Regions from separate parts of the Homo sapiens genome. Here region 2 is linked to region 1. Evidence: chromatin loops called from intact Hi-C (ENCODE). Cell type or tissue: PC-3. All regions are shown on one strand. Links, peaks and the distances in the headings refer to the core of each region. The heading gives the core; the rest is flanking DNA.

Region 1 (5,389 bases), core at 187-5,186:
ACAAAATCACCTGCAGGGCTTGTTGAAACGCAGATTAATGCGCCCCACTCGAAGAGTTTCTGTTCAGTAGGTCTGTAATGGGGTGCTCAAATTAGCATTTCTAACAAGTTTCTAAATGATGTTGATGCTGCTGGCGGGACCAGACTTTAAGAACCACTTACCGAAACAAATGGCAGCTCTTTACACCATGCCCTCTATATCCCTCATTTGAAGAAGGCAATAGCCTCAAGAATGCTCATAATCACCCACAACCAACCCTAATGTGAGTTCCCAGAACCACCTCCAGTATCTAAGACCAGTAGCTCCAGATCACAGAAAGAAGAATAAATAACAAGGAAGAGAAAGCTCTCCCTTCCAGAGGCTTTTCTCTCTCTTTTTTTTTTTTTTTTTTTTTTTACCCCCTACCACAAGAAATCACTTCTATTTCTCAATGCAAGTGTTATGGAAAAAAATAACACTCATTTAGACTTTTTACTTTCTGACTTCAACAAAATTATATTTTTTTCTTCCAAATTCAGTTCTCATGGCCTTTTTCCTCTTCTTCTTCTTTGCTTTTTTGTTGGATTATCTCCTTTCTGAACAAATAGAATCATAGGATTGAAGGAACATTAAGAATTCATTTAATCCTTTCTTGGTCTCAGACAAGACTGTATCTAAACCATCCCCAAATATAGCAATTTCAGTACAAAGATGAAGCGGCTCTAAGAATTTCCCATTCAACCTTCTGTCGTATGCTAATATGCATCCCCTTAGCTTTCTTTTCTCCAAGCTAATCCACTTTAACTTTAGACTATCCTTATTAGATTTCCTAAACTTCAAATTATTTAAATTATTCTTTAATAAGTTTATCCCACCTTGCCTCAGGGCCTGAATTATGTATGTATTGTTCTAGAAGACTTTTTGTTGGAATATGCAAAGGGAAAAGTTAATTTATAGAATAAAAAGAATTGAATTGGATAAAAGATAGATATATGTATAAATGCCACTAAAAATAATGCAATGGCATATACTTGATCAATTAGTTGCAAATATTTCTTTATTTAAAAATGGTAATGTCCTATGGCTTTAAAAACTTTACATTACAAATCACCAGCCATTTTACACATAAAATGGATGGGAACTAGAGATCTTTTAAAATATGTCACGAATTATACATAACCATGTTTCATGATACTTTACACAGTAGAGTACATTAATATATTATTATTCATCTTTTTTGTTTTTTTCATGTTGTATAGACTTTATATTGAAATTGGAGTTGTAGTTAATCATTGCTTTAATTCTGTATGAGACTAAAAATACTGAATTAGGCTGGGCGTGATGGCCCATGCCCATAATCCCAGCATTTTGGGAGACTGAGGCAGGAGGAATGCTTGAGGCCAGGAGTTCCAGACAAGCCTAGGCAACACAGTGAGATCCTGTCTTTACAAAAATTTTTAAAATTAGCCAGGTGTGGTGGCGTGCTCCCTAGCTACTCAGAAGGTTGAGGTGGGAGGATCACTTGAGCCCAGGAGGTTGAGGCTGCAGTGAGCCATGATCGTGTCACTGCACTCCAGCTTGGGCAACAGAGCAAAAACCTGTCTCAAAAAAAAAAAAGTAATAAGTAATAAAATAAAATAAAAATACTGAATAGATTATATGTTAATTATTTCTCTAAAAATAACCTCTCTGATTTAAGACTTGAAAATCAGAAGATGCAAATACAAGACAGGATGAAGTCTATATAAAAATCATATATTTCTGCATAGTTTAAAAAAGGAGTATAGGTAATGTATTGGATGATTTACTTTATTTTAATTTTTCCCAAAATAAATATCACTATTTAAAATTTAATCTTTGCTTCTGGAATGGTGAGGTGATCTAGTCCAGCCTAGGCCTGAAGGACAGGTTTGTTTCCTTGCCTGTTAGGATCAAGGTGTACGGTGGAGGCGATGCATTTAGTCTCCAGAGAGAAGGAAGATGCTGCTTGCACAGCACTTCTACTCACCAGTCCATGCAGCAGCAAGGGTGTTGGCTTTGAAGGAAGCCAACTGTCCTGCTCTCCCAGCCAGAGGTAAAGAATTGCATTGGTGGCCACTAGAGGGAGGAGGATTAGGAATAGAGTAAATTGTAGGGAAAAGGCACCCATGAAAAACGCACATGGGACAACCAACACATCACCAACCACCGCCTAGCAGCTACCTCTGAGGGACTGTAATGGGGTCAGTATACACCATTAACCCAGAACCCAGATACCAGTAATTATTGTAGCATCCCAGTATACAGCCCCTTAACTTTGATGGCAGGAGAAGGGAGTTTGAATAGGATTGTGGCAAACACACAGGCACACAAACACACACAACAAGCACACAGCCGTACATTCTCATCTCCCATTACAAGAAGTTGCATCTGTGATGTCTGATTCTTGCTCATTTTCTTTTTTAAAACTTTTGATGTTCTTTACCAAGAATGTGTTCACGAAAGGCAAACAGCCCACCTTCAAGATAGTCTTGGGAGAAGCACCAGCAGAGACACTCATTGTGCCAAGATGTATTTTACCAACAAATCTGCACAAATTACATGAGGTTGAAAACAAATGGAATATAATATAATTAAAGCAAAGTTTCTTTTGCTAAATTACAGCTTGAAGCAAACCTGCAAGAAATGTTTCCAATTAGCTTTTTTAACAAACACAAAGCATAGCTCAGAATGTGTTTTGTTCTCCATCTTGCCCTCTGGGTGGGCTGCCTAGTGGGCATCTTACCTCCAGCACAAGTAGCTGAGCATTCTGACCAAGGCTGATGATTCCATGTAAAGCCAACTTCATTATCTCCACTGCCAGTTCGAGTGATGGGAACATTGAACTTATACCTAATTCCCAAATTCTGTTCTTGAAGCAGAACCTGCCATTGAAAACAACTGGTGAAGACAATTAAAATACAATGAGCCTTCATTCAGATATTTATTATTCCTTTTGAAGAAGAAAATGTCAAAACAAGTCTTACAGGAAACTTAATATAAAACACATGCATTTATATCAAATTTTCTCCTCCCATTTTCATGGGTATTTTGGAGCCATTGCTTTCATCTGTCTTGTTTGGTTATAAAAATACTATTCAAGCAAGAGCACTATGGCCTTAACTCTGCACAGCTCTAACACCCTTGGGTAAATCATTTTATCTTTATTTACCTTAATTTCATCACCTGTAAAGCAGAGATAATAAAACCTGCCCCTTCCTACCTCACAAGGGGGAATTAAAAACAGAAGAAATACAATGGCAAAGACGCATTTACCATGACGATGAGATTTTCTGAGGTAGGACCTAGAGCTTCCAAGGATTCTGGTTCATCAGTTGGTCTCTTGTAATGAAAAGCTGTCCCAGCAACATCAAATTTCCTAGGCCAGTCAATAGTCCAGGCACCATTAATATAGTAATCATCTCCTTCAGATTTTAAAGCTAGAAAACAAATCACAATTCACCTAAAAATGTGAAATTTCATTTACCAAAGTGTCACTGATTAATTACTGCAATAAAGTATACAATGAATACCGATTTCCATTTAGAGATGTGACTCTTGACCATATTCTTAAGTACAAATTAAAATGGTATTTTTCATGTGAATGGTAAGAAGATATTACTTAAGTATTTATAATGTCACTAATAGAAAGCAACGAAAGGTTAACCTGGAGGAATAAACATGTGGAAGTAACAAGGAAAATTATGAGAAAAGGAATAACTAGGGATGAGACTTAACATGAGGGTGGGGAGCAGGCTTTCCTTTCCAAATACTGAAATAGTAATTAAATGGATATGGGGTGGGGACAACCTGTTGCACTTGGACACAGACTGATCGACAGAACACGAATCAAAGAGATTTAAGAAATAGACCCAAGTTCATATGGGAATTCTGTTTATGATAAAGGAAGTATCTTAAATTAGTAAAGGAAAGAACAAGAAATGGGGCTAAGGCAAAAGACTATTCTTTTGGCAAAAAAATGCTGAATTTATATTTCTTTCTTTATATAAGAATAAATGCCACAATTCAACTCCTAGGCACATATCCAAAAGAATTGAAAACAGGTACTCAAACAAATACTTGGACACACATATTCATAGTAGCACTATTTCCAGTAGCACCAAATCAAAACAACACAAATGTTCATCAGTGGATGAATAAATAAACAAATTGTGGTATTATAATGTAACAGAATGTTATGCAGCCATAACAAGTAATGAAGTATTGATAACAAGCTATAATGTGATGAAACTCAAAAACATTAAATGGAAGAGACCAGACAGGAAAGATCACATATAGTATGCTTCCATCTATATAAAATGTCCAGAGTAGGTAAAAAGCCACAGAGACAGAAAGCAGATGGGTAGTTGCCAGGGGATGGGGAATGGGGAGAATGGGGATTCACCTGCTTAATGGATATGGGTTTTTTTCTGGGGTGATGTAAATGTTTGGAATGTTTCAAACGCCACTTAATTGTTCACTTCAAATGGTTAATTTTATGTAATGTTAATTTCACCTCAATAAAAACAAAGTTAAAAAAAGAGAAAGGATAAATGCCAGATGGGTAAATATTTAAATATAAAAATAGTTAAATCTTAAAATGTCAGGAGAAAATATAAAAGAACTTTTTTTCTCATAATATTGTGTTGTGAAAAATTTCTAAGCATGACAAAAAACTCAGAAAAAATATTGATAGATAAACATGCATACTTTAAAAAAATCTCTTACAAGAAATACACACACACACACACACACACACACACAGTTTAAAAGCACATGTAGCTGAAAAAGTATTTTTAGTACTACCGTACAAAAACTCCTATAAACAAACAGGAAACAAATAAACATGTCAGCTTAATATTTTGTTAGTATGCTAGCTGACTGCAAAAACTTTGATTCGTCAGACCTGATAAACAAGTAGCCCAAAAGGACTAAAGGGTCATGGTGCAGAGTCTCTGACTCCCTAGACCTCCAGCTCTTGTCCTTCATACTACAGACCATTGTCATCTCCCGACCCCCATTTGCCTGGCAAAAATATTTGTAGTTTCTTAACTTCAGACATGTTTTGAAGATTCATTTAATCTTCAAAATAAATCTAATTAACCTTTTGAGATAGGAACAAGCAAATAGAAGAAATACCTGGCCTTGAACTTTTTGTGTACTTAAAATTTTTTATTTTCAACTCTCACTTGCAGTGGTTTTCTGTCTAGTTTAAAACATTTGGTTTTATAAGGACATCTGAGACTGTCATATATGAAATAGTAAAAATAAAGATAAAAACAACTATGTGGCTTTAAATTCTCCTTCAGTTTGAGCTCTCACTTCCTTTTTTTTTTTTTACAACTACTAAATGAAGGAATTCTAACACCTCTTGGCTGCTAGGAATATATAA
Region 2 (5,389 bases), core at 103-5,102, 56 kb before region 1:
TTAAAGCCCCATTATTACAGAAAACTGAAAGTAATCTTCAAAATATTAGTACCAGTTTTAAATTATATTGGGGCATTCAACCCATCTACCACTTTTAGCTTAGCTAGAGAGGACTGATTTGCTGTGCTCATTGCAATTATGCTGATGTCGTTGAGAGGCCTTAATTATAAAACTTATTTCATTAATCTGCCTCATCCTTAAAGCCCAGTGAAATTATGAAAGCCTTTTCTCTTCTACCCTTGAGCAGTACAACTTACTATTGTTTAAAAAAAACACAAAAAAACGAAAACAAAACAAAACAAACAAAAAACCAAAAAAACAAAAACAAAAAACACCAAAAAAAAACCACCACCACCACCAAAAATATTCTGGAAAAGCTGTATATAAGTTAAATCACATATCCCATTGAAATTAAAACAATAACAAATGTTCTGTTTTAATTTCTGAATGATTTACAGTTGGCATTGATTTCTAGCTGATACTTAAAATGTTTAAAAATTCAAAATTCCTCTATACCCAAGTAGTGCATAATGTGCAGCAAATAAATAATACTAAGAGGTCCATTCAAAAGAATTACTTAGTTTCAGGTTTTTTTGGTATTATAATCACTCTGTAGTTAATTTGTTTTGAAGGTTTGAGCTTTACTGTCATACTTTCTTCATGCAAACACACTTATATCTATCTACTTACTGCTTTCTAAGTAGTGGAATCTAAGCCAGTGGGTCAAGGATTTTAAGATGAAGGAGGCTTATTTTCTCTTCGACTATCATCATGTACCAGCTAAGTACTCTCCTAGGAGAAGAATGACAAGACACCCTTTCTACCCTTTTCCTGTGAGGATATTGGAAAGGTAAGAGGTCCTTATCTTGTGGTTTCTAGTTAACATTTTGTAAACCTAATTATTCTCTCCTCTTTTTACACCCCACTCCACCCCTGAAAGAAAAGTTACACTTTACCCAGGACTAGAGACTTCTGGTGGGAATGACTTTACGGAGAATTCCCAAATTCTTCTCAGAGAGACTTGGGAAGACATCAAGGGCTGAAAGCCAGCCCCTAGGCGCTGAAATGTGAACTGGATCCATTATTAGAATCTGAAGTAATTTGCCAGGCATGCTGGAGTGGTTCTCATTGGTAATCTGGGTTTTGGTAGAGTTGAATGATAAAATTAGACAACCTGTTTCATAGGCAACACATGAATCTACTTAACATTGATGTGCCAATGAGTTTTTCCCCAGGTGCTTTACATTAATCTTTCAAAACTCTGACCTAAAAGACTTGCTTTCAAAATATACTGAATAGAGGTTTATGAATTTAGAATGCAATTAGATTCAGATTAATTGTGACTTTGAAGGCTTGATTTGGTCCAAGAAATACAAGACCAAGTCCTCAAATGCAGGGCTTTTGCATTTATGTCACTGAATGTTACAAAGCTTGCCTACTTGTCTCACTGGAGTTGGGAGATACCCTTCATGACCAGGTTGGACCATCAGCATCTCTCTTTGGAGAATGCATGCCCTCTGTTTCTGTAAACTCCTTATGTGGTTCAGAAGAAGAAAACAGTAAGTGAAGAGTTATGACTTAAGCACCTAAAGGTCTATCTTTTGGATTTAAAAAGTACAAACAGCTGTGCTTCTGACAAACTGCCCATGGAAATGCAGAACCTGATGAGAAGTGAGATAGCAAAGGTTGTGCATGCGTGGCACAGGAGTTGGGGTGGGGAATGTGAACTCAGTGTACTTCTCCTAATAAAGTTGTACTTGACCCCTTGACATTTTACATATTCAGACTAGAAAAGGATGAAATGGCAACTTTTGCTTGGGAACCTAACATTATTCATTGTAACAGAACAGTACACCAGCTTATTTTTATCCTTGAAGCAAGATGATATCAGCTATCGAACTTTACACTGATTTCAATTTCCCATAGACTAGACCATTCCTTTCTCTCTTTGCTTTCTCAAGTTTCTTTTTATTTAGTCTTATTCCCTGGATGCCACCCACATTCAACCTGGAGGTGGTATAATCTCAACCCAAATCCAGGGTTCCCTCCAGACCAGACAGCCAGGAATGTGAACCTGCATGCTAAGTGAATTACGAACTCTTTGAAGTGGTAAAGAAAAAAACTGGCCTTCCTCACCTCTTTGAAACCAAAGCCTTCAAATGACCTTTATCGTTCCTTTACTGATTTTAATACATCAGGTTCCACATTAAAACCCAAATGCAGTAGCTAGTTTGACCAAAATTCTTGGTTTGAGATTTCTGGAGCTGCCTAAGCTTTCCCAGAGCTATTTACATGAGGGAGTCTAAGAGCCACCAAAGCCACTATTAGACATCCTGGGCTGGTAAACCATTGTACACTAACCACACCTTTCCTGGATTGGTTACCAGCCCATGGCACACCATGAATCACGACCTGACAGCAATAAATACTCTGTGACAGAGTTCCTTGTACTATTGAGAAGCTGAAAAGACTCACTATATAAACTACAAGGGAACTTGAAACTGCATGAAAGATGAATAAAATGGCATTTTGGATAGAATTTCAGGTGAGCTTGAGGAGGTTAGTCCCAACTGACATATGTACTTCAAAAAATTACTCTGAGTAGTATTGCAAATGTACTGATACCCAGGGTGGCTTTAATTCACTTTTAGCAGCAACATAGTGTTACCCTCATCAGTGGCAGTCTGTCAAGATCATGCCTATAATGTTTTAACCCTTTGCCAAAGGCTTTCAGAAACAAAAAACTAAAGCAGATGTTGAACACAGCAAATTGTATCTCCCTTCTTCTTCCTCCCATTTCCCTCTTGCTATTTTAATTTTTTGAAACCCTGCTTCTGATTTCCTTATTATCATTTGTTGCTTGACCTCCCTCCATTTCTTCAATCTCTCTCAATTTATTTTATTTTTTAATCTTATTCAAATTCCATTATCTTATTAAAGCTTCAGAGGACTAATGTGTTTAATTTCCCTACAGATGCCTGAATTCCTTCATGATTAATGATGGTACACAGTTACCTAAATCTGAAATGTGGGAGTCATCCTGAACGCCTCCATATCTCTCATCTCCATGTCTAACTGTTCATCAGGCTCTTTTTATTCTCCTTTCATTTTATTATTTTCCCCCCAGTTCATCACTCTCCTTTTAATCCCTACAATATCTGCCTTAGTTCACGCCTCCATCCTCTCTTGCCTGGACTCTTAGAAAAATTCTTTCTCATTCTACTCCCACACAAGGCTGCCCTCCCTCTGCTTCGTTACCCTTCTGTCATCCTGAGCATATCAAACCCCAGTTTTTTTTCACTTGTTCCCTATAACCCAAAGATAGAGTCCTAGCTTCCTTCCACTACATGTGGAGTCTCCAAAACCAAGTCCCTGCCTCTCTCTCTGTAGCCTCATCTGCACTGCCTGCTCATCTCCCAACCCACCGCAGCGATAGCAAACTGCCTCCATGCCCCTGTGACTGCACACACTTGTCCTCTGTCAGGAATGCCCTGCATTTCAATGTCTTCTGGGTAAACTGTTTCCTACCTTCCATGTCCAGCTCAGCTTGCCTTCTCTGTGATGCTTCTGCTGATTACCTGCTCCTCTGTGCACTCATGGTCACTTCTTGCCACGCCTGGAACAGTACTGCTCATATTGTCAAAATTATTTGTATGTTGCCAATCCTACTAAACCTTTGAGAACAGGGAACCTGTTGTATTGCGTTCATAGTCTTGGTGCCTAGCACATGGTAAGTATGTTTGCTAAGTAAATAAATTAATGATTGGATGAATGTAGGATGTTATTTAAAAAATCATAAGCTTGAGGAATGGATGGGCAGATATATGCACATATATGAAAAAGCATGTTCAGTAAATGATAATGCTATGGTTTGGTGCAAAAGTAATTTCAGTTTTTGCCATTAAAAGTAATATAATCTAGATGGTGGATGTTCACTGTAAAATTCTTTCAGCTTTGCTGTATGTTTGAAACTTCTAATTTTTTTCATAATGAAATACTGATAGGAGGGAGACCATTACCCAAACCTTGGTAGTCAAAACAATTCTCAACATTCTATCTGTGGCCCATTTAATTCATAGAGATTCAACTGAAAGACTATTTTAGATCTCAATACGTCTCCCCAAATCCTGCCCTGTCTTGGGGTAGAGTTGAAGTGGTTTTTCAGTAGCCTCGTACTATGAGTCATGGGAATCTGACTGTGCTGGAGGAAAGGGGATCCTCTTCCACCTCTTCCACTCTCCTGCATTAACCAGAAACTGCTCCTTCTCCGACTTTCTTTTTTTTTTTTTTTTGAGAGGAGTCTCGCTCTGTCGCCCAGGCTGGAGTGCAGTGGCGCAATCTCGGCTCACTGCAAGCTCCGCCTCCCGGGTTCACGCCATTCTCCAGCCTCAGCCTCCCGAGTAGCTGGGACTACAGGTGCCCACCACCACGCCCGGCTAATTTTTTGTTTTTAGTAGAGATGGGGTTTCACCATGTTAGGCAGGATGGTCTCAATCTCCTGACCTCGTGATCTGCCCGCCTCGCCCTCCCAAAGTGCTGGGATTACAGGCGTGAGCCACCGCGCCCGGCCTCCAACTTTCTTCTTAACTTTTCCTTGCTAAAAGGCATTTCTTTCCTCCATTTTTTTTTTTTTTTTGAGACAGAGTTTTGCTCTTGTTGCCCAGGCTGGAGTGCAATGGCGTGATCTCAGCTGACCGCAACTTCTGCCTCCCAAATTCAAGCAATTCTCCTGCCTCAGCCTCCCAAGTAGCTGGGATTACAGGCATGTGCCACCATGCCCGGATAATTTTGTATTTTTAGTAGAGACAGGGTTTCTCCATGTTGGTCAGGCTGGTCTTGAACTCCTGATCTCATGTGATCCACCCACCTCAGCCTCCCAAAGTGCTGGGATTATAGGCGTGAGCCACCATGCCCGGCCTCTTTTCTTCCTTGATCTGCCTCCTACAAACCGTAACAGACCACGTTTGCATTATTTTCACACTAGAACCTCTTCTCTCTCTCTTTTTATTTATTTATTTATTTTGAGACAGAGTCTCACTCTGTCACCCTGGCTGGAGTGCAATGGTGTGATCATGGCTCACTGCAACCTCGACCTCCCAAACTCAAGTGATCCTCCTACCTAAGCCTCCCAAGTAGCTGGACTACAGATGCGTGCCACCATACCCAGCTAGTTTTTAAATTTTTTGTAGAGAAGGTGTCTCCCTATGTTGCCCAGGCTGGTGTCAAACTCCTGGGCTCAAGCAATCCTCTCCCCTTGGCCTCCCAAAATGTTGAGATTGCAGGCGTGAGCCACCGTGCCCGGCCTCCTTGTCTCTTTTGAAATCTATGTTATCCGTCCATTCCATATCTCTATGGATTAAAACTTGTAATTCAGCTCATAATGTTTTAT

Evidence for each region. Hi-C counts contacts between places; a loop is a spot of excess contacts. Peaks named below come from ENCODE experiments on the same cell type or tissue, not always from the same donor. Only the 100,000 strongest peaks of a DNase experiment are listed, where the experiment ranks them.
Region 2: it touches region 1 in a loop (2.5-fold over the local background); 3 of 110 quality-filtered maps call a loop at or near these places.

The regions. Positions count from the first base shown.
Region 1 is chr5:65,212,051-65,217,439 of GRCh38, forward strand. ADAMTS6 (ADAM metallopeptidase with thrombospondin type 1 motif 6) reads right to left here. Exons shown (of 25, transcript NM_197941.4): 19 at 3,274-3,437; 20 at 2,744-2,882. Among named protein-coding and RNA genes, the nearest start is that of ADAMTS6, 270 kb to the right of the region's middle. In PC-3, for the core only: CTCF peaks have their summits at 2,079 (motif pointing right) and 2,283; no DNase peak of the experiment used is centred there.
Region 2 is chr5:65,156,034-65,161,422 of GRCh38, forward strand. The region is part of intron 24 of ADAMTS6 (ADAM metallopeptidase with thrombospondin type 1 motif 6); the gene reads right to left. Among named protein-coding and RNA genes, the nearest start is that of ADAMTS6, 320 kb to the right of the region's middle. In PC-3, for the core only: no CTCF peak of the experiment used is centred there; a DNase peak (open chromatin) is centred at 2,388; H3K27ac peaks cover 1,528 bases.